3 separate regions of the Mus musculus genome follow, and all the other regions are linked to region 2. The links are chromatin contacts, found by Hi-C or POLR2A ChIA-PET in ENCODE. All regions are on one chromosome and are shown on one strand. The core of a region is the stretch at or near the end of the contact, and the rest is flanking DNA. Distances in the headings are between cores, read along the strand shown. Region 1 has its middle 11 kb from the start of Gm52038. Region 2 holds the start of Kif13a (kinesin family member 13A). Region 3 overlaps Kif13a (kinesin family member 13A).

Region 1 (2,700 bases), core at 23-2,522, 50 kb before region 2:
TGAGATGCCTGCCCTGTCCATCAAGGTCTCTGAAGGTCAAGCTTTCTCGAAGTAACCTTTTCTCAAAGAACCCATGCTTGCTGACAGAACAGCTGGGCTAACAGCACAGAGATCTTTGGTGTCGATCTCTGCCGCTCACGTGGGGATACCCCACAGGGGTTCAAATCACACACAGCCCTTTCTCACTCAGAAGTGCTGTGGATCTGTGTGCTGGATGTGCCAGTGTCAGAAGAAGGAAGAGAAAGAGGCAGCGGTGGAGGGAGGAGGAGGGAGGAGGAGGAGGAGCAGGAGGAGGAAGAGGAAGAGGATGATAAAAATGAGGAGGAGGAGGAAGAAGAGGAGGCTCAGAGGAGGAGGAGAAGGGGAGGAGGAGGAGAAAAAAATGAGTCTTTCACAGTTAACTGTCATGTACTTTCCCACAGGCCCAAGAAACAGTACCATGAGCAAGCAAAAGGCCACAAATTACTGTATGAGGCATCTCTAGCAACGTGTGGCTCCTGGAGAAATCCTATCATGACAGACCTCAATCTCTGTTGCTTTTGAGTTAAGCAGTCAGTGCCCGCCAATTCCCTGTGCCATTTCTCCCTCCAGCCAAGTCAGTCGGCTCACCCAGCCCATTTCCACTGAATTCTCCAACACAGCCTTTCTAGAGCAAGCCATGACACACGAGAGTTCAAACCAGTAAAAGGAAAGACTAAAACCCCTCCTTCCCTAATGCATGCCTTTTAAACAATTATTTTACATCTTATATTGACTTATTCATTTGTGTGAGTGTGTGCCCATGTGTGCAGCATGAGGGAGTCGGTTCTCTTCTTCTACCATGTGGGTCTGGGTGATTAACTTGGGTTCTCACTCAGACTTGGCTGTAAGCACCTTCATCCGCTAAGCACCCCTCCCAGACCAGTCCTTCCCCCCAACTCCCTTCCCATTTGTGTCAGGGAGGCTGAGCATGAAGCTGGTGTCTTTGCTAATCTCTGTGACCGGCTGTAACCATAAGACAAGAACTCAGGAGAAGGCCTTGCTTTCCCTCGTCCCCTTGAAAGCAGAAGTGGCATCCAGGTCCTCACAGGAGTGACAGCCGGCTTGGCCGGAATTTTGGCTTTGGCTTCTGTAAGGATTCATACTTACAGAACACCCCAGTTTTATAGTTTGGCCGTTAAGATCCAAGTCTCCAGTTGATTAGATAAGGAATTCCAAGCGAGGCGGTTCAGGGTGGAGGAGGAAGTTGATACATTACAGCCCGTCCTGTTCCTATTTGGTGAAGCCCCTCCACCCTCTCAACTTGCCTTTACAGACTTTCCCTCGCCAAGCATGTCCTTGGCAGGCACCGAGTCTTCTTTGAAAGTTTTCTGTGTCGAATAAGAGGCCTTTGATTTTTTTTTGGGGGGGGGGGGAGGGAGGTTCCTTTTTTAACTTGCTGTGGTTAAGAGCCCTGGGGCCCCTAGTTACTATTTCTATGGCATTCGGATTACACACACAAGCAAACAGTTGAGTTCATCATAACCTTTTAATAACCACTTCCATCTGCATTTCTCTTTAGAGTGTCGATGATGTTTGCACACATAAGTGTTCATGGGGCCCACATATTCACAAATACTGTGATTGATAAAGCAGAAGTTAGTCCTGTTTTATAGAGGAGTTAAGCCTTAGAGGGATCAAATGGCTGGCCCTAGGCCACTCAGGCACACAGGACTCGAGCCCAGACCTTTTGACTTTTAATCTGTACCAAGGAGGATTCTGCTTTGTATGGGTGATTATGGAATTATGAAAAACGAGTGGAAAAGAAGGTCAGTAGATTATTCCAGTGTCTAGTGCTTGCAAAAGATTTGAGAAGTATGGGAGAAAATAAAATCAATCAAATGAAAGTCACTAAGTGTGTGACATTCAAGACTCAGGAAATAATCTTACAGAAACTGTGGGGAAAGAATATGATAGACTGCTGAAGTTCATTTATCTAATCTTTGACAGTAATCTCCAGGAAGAGCTAAATGAGAAATGAATGAATATGTGGATGGAGTTACCAAGAACTCTACATAAGTTTTTAGAATGAGAGCCTGGGTCATTTAACTGGAGTCCCTACAGCAGTGGCTCCCAACCTGGGGGTCATGAGCCCTTTGGAGGTCAAATGACCTTTCACAGGGGTCGCCTAAGACCATCAGAAAACACAGACATTTACATTATGATTCATGACAGTAGCAAAATTACAGTTATGATATAGCAACAAAAAATGTGATTTTTATGGTTGGGGGGGTCACCACTGCATGAGGTCACCACATGCATTAAAGGGTCACAGCAGTAGGAAGGTTGAGAACCACTGGTCTACAGGGAGAGAGTATAGAGGTGGTAAAAGATTGTCTCCCTGTAAGGAGCAGAGCTCAGGCCTCTAATCCCAGCATTCTGGAGGCTGAAGCAGGAGGATCACAAGTTCAGAGCTAGCCTGGGCTACAAAATAAGACCCTGCGTCAAAAAAAACCTACCCCTCCCCAAAACACCCCACAAATTAAGGGAAGAGAGACACATATGTGTATGGAAAGAAAGTCTGGGTTTACAGTGGCTCCCAGGGCCCTTGCCTCAGAATCACATGTTTGGTAACAGAGCCAACATTGTCCAAGCAGCCTCGGCTTAGAGATTAACACTTGCCTGTATCTTGATGTTTTTGTTGATATTAATCACCTTCATCAATTGATGTGAGAATCATAA
Region 2 (2,700 bases), core at 162-2,661:
TATTTGAAGAGCGGAATGAATGGAGGGACAGAGAAGGCGGGTAGCACTAGGAACCCAGGAGGCAGACTGCTGTATGACCCTCCGAGGTGACCTGAGTTCGTTGGTCGCCAGAATCAAGGTGAGAGAGACTAAGGAACAGCAGCGGAAGCACTGCTTCAAGTCAGGCTTCCTGGGAGCCGGAGGTGTGACTCAGTGGTACAGCGGTAGACCGCATGTGCAAGTCAGTCGCATCACGGGGCACCAGTTGGTGACAGACGGAATCCCTCCTATTTAGACCACCTGCTACACGTGGTTTACCATAATAAGTATCTCTCCTCCCTCAGTGTGGCTTCTGGAGACCAGAGCCAGCGAAGTTGTTCCTGCTTGTGTGTGGTCTCTACAGTACGGCACGCAGTAAGCACCCCATAAAACTCCCCATAAAGCAGTTCGTGAATGAGTGAATTTGGACCTTCATGCCATAGTGAGATTCCCCACCGGATCCAAACTGTTAAGACTTGGAGCACTTTTCAAAAACGCCTTGGCACCACGGAAGCGCCGCCCTCAAGCACTTGTTGAACCAAACAGAGCAAATCCGCTTCCTTCGGTTCCGCCCAGGCTGGGAGGTCTGGCTTTGGCAAAAGCGCGGATCGCGCTGCTGTGCCTTTCTTACGTAAGAGTTAATGAACCCTCCCGGCCATCTAGATCCCTCCCATTACAAGGGCGCAAGGGAAAGAAAATGAGCGCCGTATTTACAAACACACGGTTTTGGTGGTCCATTGCAAATTCATGTCTAGCCTTGGCTCCCCACAAAGAGCTTCCAACACCGCGGCAAAGCTCGGTGTGGGGCGCCGAGGGGCGGTGCGCTGTGGATGTCAGTGGAGGCGGAAGGATAGCGTGGATTAGGCCTGCGCACCCGGCACCCTCTCCAATGCCCCCCAGACCGCCCCAGGGCCCCGGCTGTGAGGGTGACAGCGGCCCCTGAAGGTGACTCGAGCTCCAGGAGGTGTCTGTGACGTCCCCCGCAGGCTCAGGAACAGGGGAAGCCAGGGGCTCCTTCTCCAGGCCCAGCAGCCCGGAGCCCGAACGCCTTTGCAGAGCGTCCCTTCCCGTGTCCCGGCTGCCCTGAGGCCGGAGACGCTCGCCTTTGTAAAGCGCCCCTTCCCGGTCTGCAGCGGCCTTACAGCCCGGGCGCGGCCCCCGGAGCGGAAGATGGCGACGCTGCCCGGCTCCCGGCGGCCGCGAGGGGCCGCGGTGCTGCGCGCTCGGCCCGGCCCGAGCGGCTAGAGCGGCGCTTGGGCCCGCGGCCTCCTCCCGCTGCCGCGCCCCGCCCCGCGCCCGCCCCTCCCCGGGCCCGGCCGTGCCCCGCGTCGCGCTCCCCCGGGATGGCCCGCGCGCCTCGGCGCTGCGTCTCGGAGCTCTCGGCGGAGCGGCGGCGGCCGCGCTCGGGGGGCGCGCGGCTGCTGCTGCGGCGGCGGCGGCGGCGCGGCGCTTGAAGGGGCCGCGTCGGGCGGAGCAGCGCGCCGCCAACATGTCGGATACGAAGGTAAAAGTTGCCGTCCGGGTCCGGCCCATGAACCGAAGAGGTGAGCCGCTCTCCCCAGCTCCTTTTGCATTTCTGCTCCGGCCGAGGGCGGGGGGCAACTTTGCAAACTGCAGGGCGGCCGGGGATCGGGGACACCGGTGTGGCCCGGCGTGGCCCCGGGTGGAGGCGGCGCCCAGGCTCTGGCCGCGGCCACTATGTGCCCGGGGCGCCGTCTCCCTGCCTGCCCGGACTGAGCCACGCGCGCCGGCTGCGGCCGCGGATGCTCCACTTTGCAACATCACCCTGCCCCTGTGCTTTCAGAGCTGGAACTGAACACCAAGTGCGTGGTGGAGATGGAAGGGAACCAGACGGTCCTGCACCCTCCTCCTTCCAACACTAAGCAGGGAGAAAGGTAAATCCCATCCCGGCGGCTCCTGCCAAGTTTGAGCCCGGAAAAACCGAGTGCGCTCTCCCATTGTTAGCAAGGGTGGCTTCAAGTTTGTCCCACGCTCATGCGGAAAGCGGTTGCAAGTGCAGGGTCCCCTCCCCTCCTTGTGCCCATCACTTCTTGTCCCCTCTCATCCAGAGCGATGTCTCCCAGGCAGGGAACCCTGGCCAGAGTCAGCACTCTGGCTTCCAGGCTCCTAGAACGTGAAGGGACCGGATGGAGATGTGTAGCCCAGGCCACATCTTAACACCTAGGAAAGACGTTATCTGAAGCGTGCAAATGACCAATCCAAGGCCTTATTGATGGAGTTCAGCTCCAGCGATTCTTACGTTGTTTGCCCCTTTTCGCAGAACTGCTTAGGATGTTGTATATGAAATGGGGGCTGGGAGCCTAAGAAATCAAACACCCAAGTACAAGGCTAGGGTCATTTAAAATCTGTATGTAGGTTGTTGGAGGTGGTGAGTTGAGATGGTGTCTGAAAGTAATTCGGGAATTTTGATTTTCGAGGAAACAGACAGAGTGCTGATACGGAGCTGTTTAGACACTGGGATGGGGGAATGTTAAAAGGGGCTGCATTTTCTAGATGGCAAGGCATTTGCATTTGAAAAGTCCTGACTGTGGGATCCTTATTAATTCTACTGTGTTCCATGCAATGGTATGGGAAAACGCCCTAAAATAGTGTGAATATTTGGCATTTTTATGGTAAGCCCCTGAGAAGAAATTGGTTGGGATTCATTCGTTATGGCATTGT
Region 3 (2,700 bases), core at 192-2,691, 46 kb after region 2:
CAGTGCTCCTTATCTTAAAAATAATTTGAACACCTTCTGTAACTGCTCAGATGTGGCTAAGATGGACTCCGTTGGACCCTAGCATTGCTGAATGGCTTGTGTGTCCGGCCAGCAGTGTTTTGGTCTGGCTGGCTCTGGGTGTTTAATTACATTTGCTGCCTGAACCATGTTTGCAGGACTGCTGACCCGTGTGCAAGGCATTCAGGCGCACCGTGACGTGTTTATGCAATATTTAGGCAGCTTTCAAAATAGGGATCTGACGCCGCTGCCGATGCTGCCAAGTGTGAACTTTAAATTTTAAACACTGTGTGCTCCACATCCCCATGTTGGGGACAGAGGAGTTGTATGCGTGTATAACTATCTGCATGTGTATGCGTGAGCCCAGACTGCAGCAGGCCTCAGTATCATAGCACCGAGGACTGGTTAAAGTCCGTGGCTGTGCCTCACCCCGAGAATGTCCTGTCCAGTAGGTCCACAGTGGGCAGATGTGTCTGTCGTTGGCAGAAGTTGGCAGTTGATGCTGATCCAGTTCCGTCTGGAGACCGCACCGGGGATGAAAGAGATCTAGGAGGAGTCAACATTCACCGGTGTATCACCAATGGTTGTTCATCTCCAGGCAGGAGGATTAGGAAGGCTTCTCATTTTGCCTTTGAACTTTTCTGTTGTTTCCAGTGACAGGGTGTGGCTGTTATCATCAGGAGTGGTATTGGAGTTATTTTAAGGCTATTTCTTGACATTTTGTGGGCCCATACAATGTTTATTGTCTTCTACTGTCTGGTCTTAAATGTTTTGGAGTAAAATCAAAGACTCCATGGTGCAGTGGATTGTCCCTAGTCTTTCTATAGAATAGCCATATAGGAAGGCCTGGTTTGAAGCTGGAGTGATGGCCTCCTGGTTAAGAGAATTTACTGTCATTGTTAATGACACTGGTTTGGTTCTCTGCACCACATGTTCGCTCACAGCCACCTGAGACCCCAGTTCCAGGGGATCTAGTACACACTCTTCTGACCTCTGTGGACTCCTGTATGTATGTAATGTACATAGTTAGACTTAGATGCACACCCTTAAAAATAAAGATCTTTTTTTTAAAGGGACCTCACTTCTCCCAGGGATCTCCTACCTCAGTTCTTGTTACGAGTCCATGAGTTCAGTAGATGCTTACTAACTCCACTTACAGTAGACTCGAAGGCTGTGCCCTGCACGTCTCCATGAAGGCTGTCTCGTGTGGGTGAATTGTCTTTAATAGCCCTTTGGAAGAACATGAAAGAAGGGAGAATTTGTCTAAGTTAGTAGAAGTCACAAGCAGGATGATACAATTCTACATTTGGTCTCAGGGTAAGCCAGCAACCAGTGAGCAAAACCCTGGCCCCCAAAATAACACTGCATCCTGGGGAAGTTTGGCCCTGGGGTGTCAGGATATGCATGTGCACAACCCTCTGAGTGAAGACACAGGAAGAACTCTGTGCCTCCCACTAGCTGTGTGCCTGTGCCTCATTGATATTTTTAGAAAGGCCCTTTCTCAATTGAAAAGTAATCATGGTTCTCAACTAGTGTAGAAAACATGGGACTTAGAACCCAGGGAAGTAATGTTTAGGTTTGAGTCTACCAAATTTCAGGCCAGTTGATTGACATCTTGGATTGGGCCCCAATCTGTCAATGGGCATGTCAGCTTTGTGAATGCTGTGGACTATCATAAAGACCAGGTGATCTGGGCTGGAGAAGGCTGGTTAGCACAGCATCAGCACCCACTGCCACCAGCTTTGTAGAAACTTGCTTATGTCCTCGATCTCCCGTGCTGAGGAAGGTTCTGGCATAACTCGGCATGTCTTAGGCTCTGGCCTATTTCCCACTCCACCCAGCCAGCTTGGCAGTGACACTGGCTGTTGAGTGGCCTGTGAGGTCAGACAACTTGAGGAAAAGCAAGATAGCGACTGAATCATGTTTTTCCTGATAGCACGGAGTTCTTTTCCTTACCCAGTCTCCAGGAAGTTAAAGTATTTATGGTCTCCGTGGAAATGGAGTCTGTTACATAAAATGGATCCCTCACCTGTGGAATGTGTGGGTCGTTTCCTGGCTCCCTGGCTGCATCCGGAAGGCGAGGGCTTAGGCGGGTCTTTTTTTTTTTTTTTTTGGTGAAAGTTCTTCAAGGCATCTCACAGCCCCAGGCGAGCTGACAATTCATCACCTCCCTAGTAAATGCTCCGCAGTGGTTTGATAACTGTGGATGAAAGTTTCAAAACAAATCACAACTTTTGCCCTGCTTTCTGCACATGATCATAACTGAGGGGCAGGGAGGGGACTATTTATGGTATCAAATCTGTAAGCACTGCAGGTGGGTGTAGCTCTCCTTCCCTTCCGTTGCTTTGACTTAGGGGTCTTTACTAAGGTTTGACTCACTTAGCAGGTACCTTATAGTCACCTGGACTACCTGTGTGTCCTTGAGGGCTGTGGGTCATGGTGGTGGGGTCACATGCAGGTCAGTCTCAGTGTAAGGCCTCATTACTGACAGACAGGACAAGAAAGTAAAACCAGGTCCTGGATTCAGTTTTATCCTAAAATGGATGCTGTGGTTTAAATATGAACTCTCCCCTATGGGCTCTGCAATGGTTTGAATAAGAATGGCTGCCATAGCCTCCAGGCAGCAGGGGCTACAACCATTTGAGAAGGATTAGGAGGTGTGGCCTTGTTGGGGGAAGTGCG

Evidence for each region. A loop is a pair of places that touch in the nucleus more often than their neighbours do. ChIA-PET counts read pairs that join two places held with the same protein, here RNA polymerase II (POLR2A).
Region 1: a map of left cerebral cortex shows a loop between it and region 2 (1.8-fold over the local background). The contact joins the enhancer-like site here to the promoter of Kif13a in region 2. A Hi-C loop is called at or near these places in 3 of 37 maps with a recorded cell type or tissue (heart and left cerebral cortex). POLR2A ChIA-PET finds 5 or more read pairs at or near these places in 4 of 5 experiments (Patski and embryonic stem cell).
Region 3: a loop to region 2 is called in a map of heart, with 7 times the contacts of the local background. The contact joins the enhancer-like site here to the promoter of Kif13a in region 2. A Hi-C loop is called at or near these places in 8 of 37 maps with a recorded cell type or tissue (adrenal gland, gastrocnemius and heart). POLR2A ChIA-PET finds 5 or more read pairs at or near these places in 2 of 5 experiments (Patski and embryonic stem cell).

Annotation. Positions count from the first base shown.
Region 1 is chr13:46,978,548-46,981,247 of GRCm38, reverse strand. No RefSeq gene overlaps it. Among named protein-coding and RNA genes, the nearest start is that of Gm52038, 11 kb to the left of the region's middle. Within about 2 kb of position 1,272, at least 2 of the 3 ENCODE cell types and tissues checked have a DNase peak (open chromatin) inside an H3K27ac peak, as active enhancers do; they include heart, where a contact is called at or near this core.
Region 2 is chr13:46,928,429-46,931,128 of GRCm38, reverse strand. It overlaps Kif13a (kinesin family member 13A), which reads left to right and starts at 1,411. Exons shown (of 38, transcript NM_010617.2): 1 at 1,411-1,562; 2 at 1,823-1,913. The coding sequence starts at 1,508.
Region 3 is chr13:46,882,837-46,885,536 of GRCm38, reverse strand. All of the region lies in intron 2 of Kif13a (kinesin family member 13A), which reads left to right. Among named protein-coding and RNA genes, the nearest start is that of Gm22960, 18 kb to the left of the region's middle. Within about 2 kb of position 1,441, at least 2 of the 3 ENCODE cell types and tissues checked have a DNase peak (open chromatin) inside an H3K27ac peak, as active enhancers do; they include gastrocnemius and heart, where a contact is called at or near this core.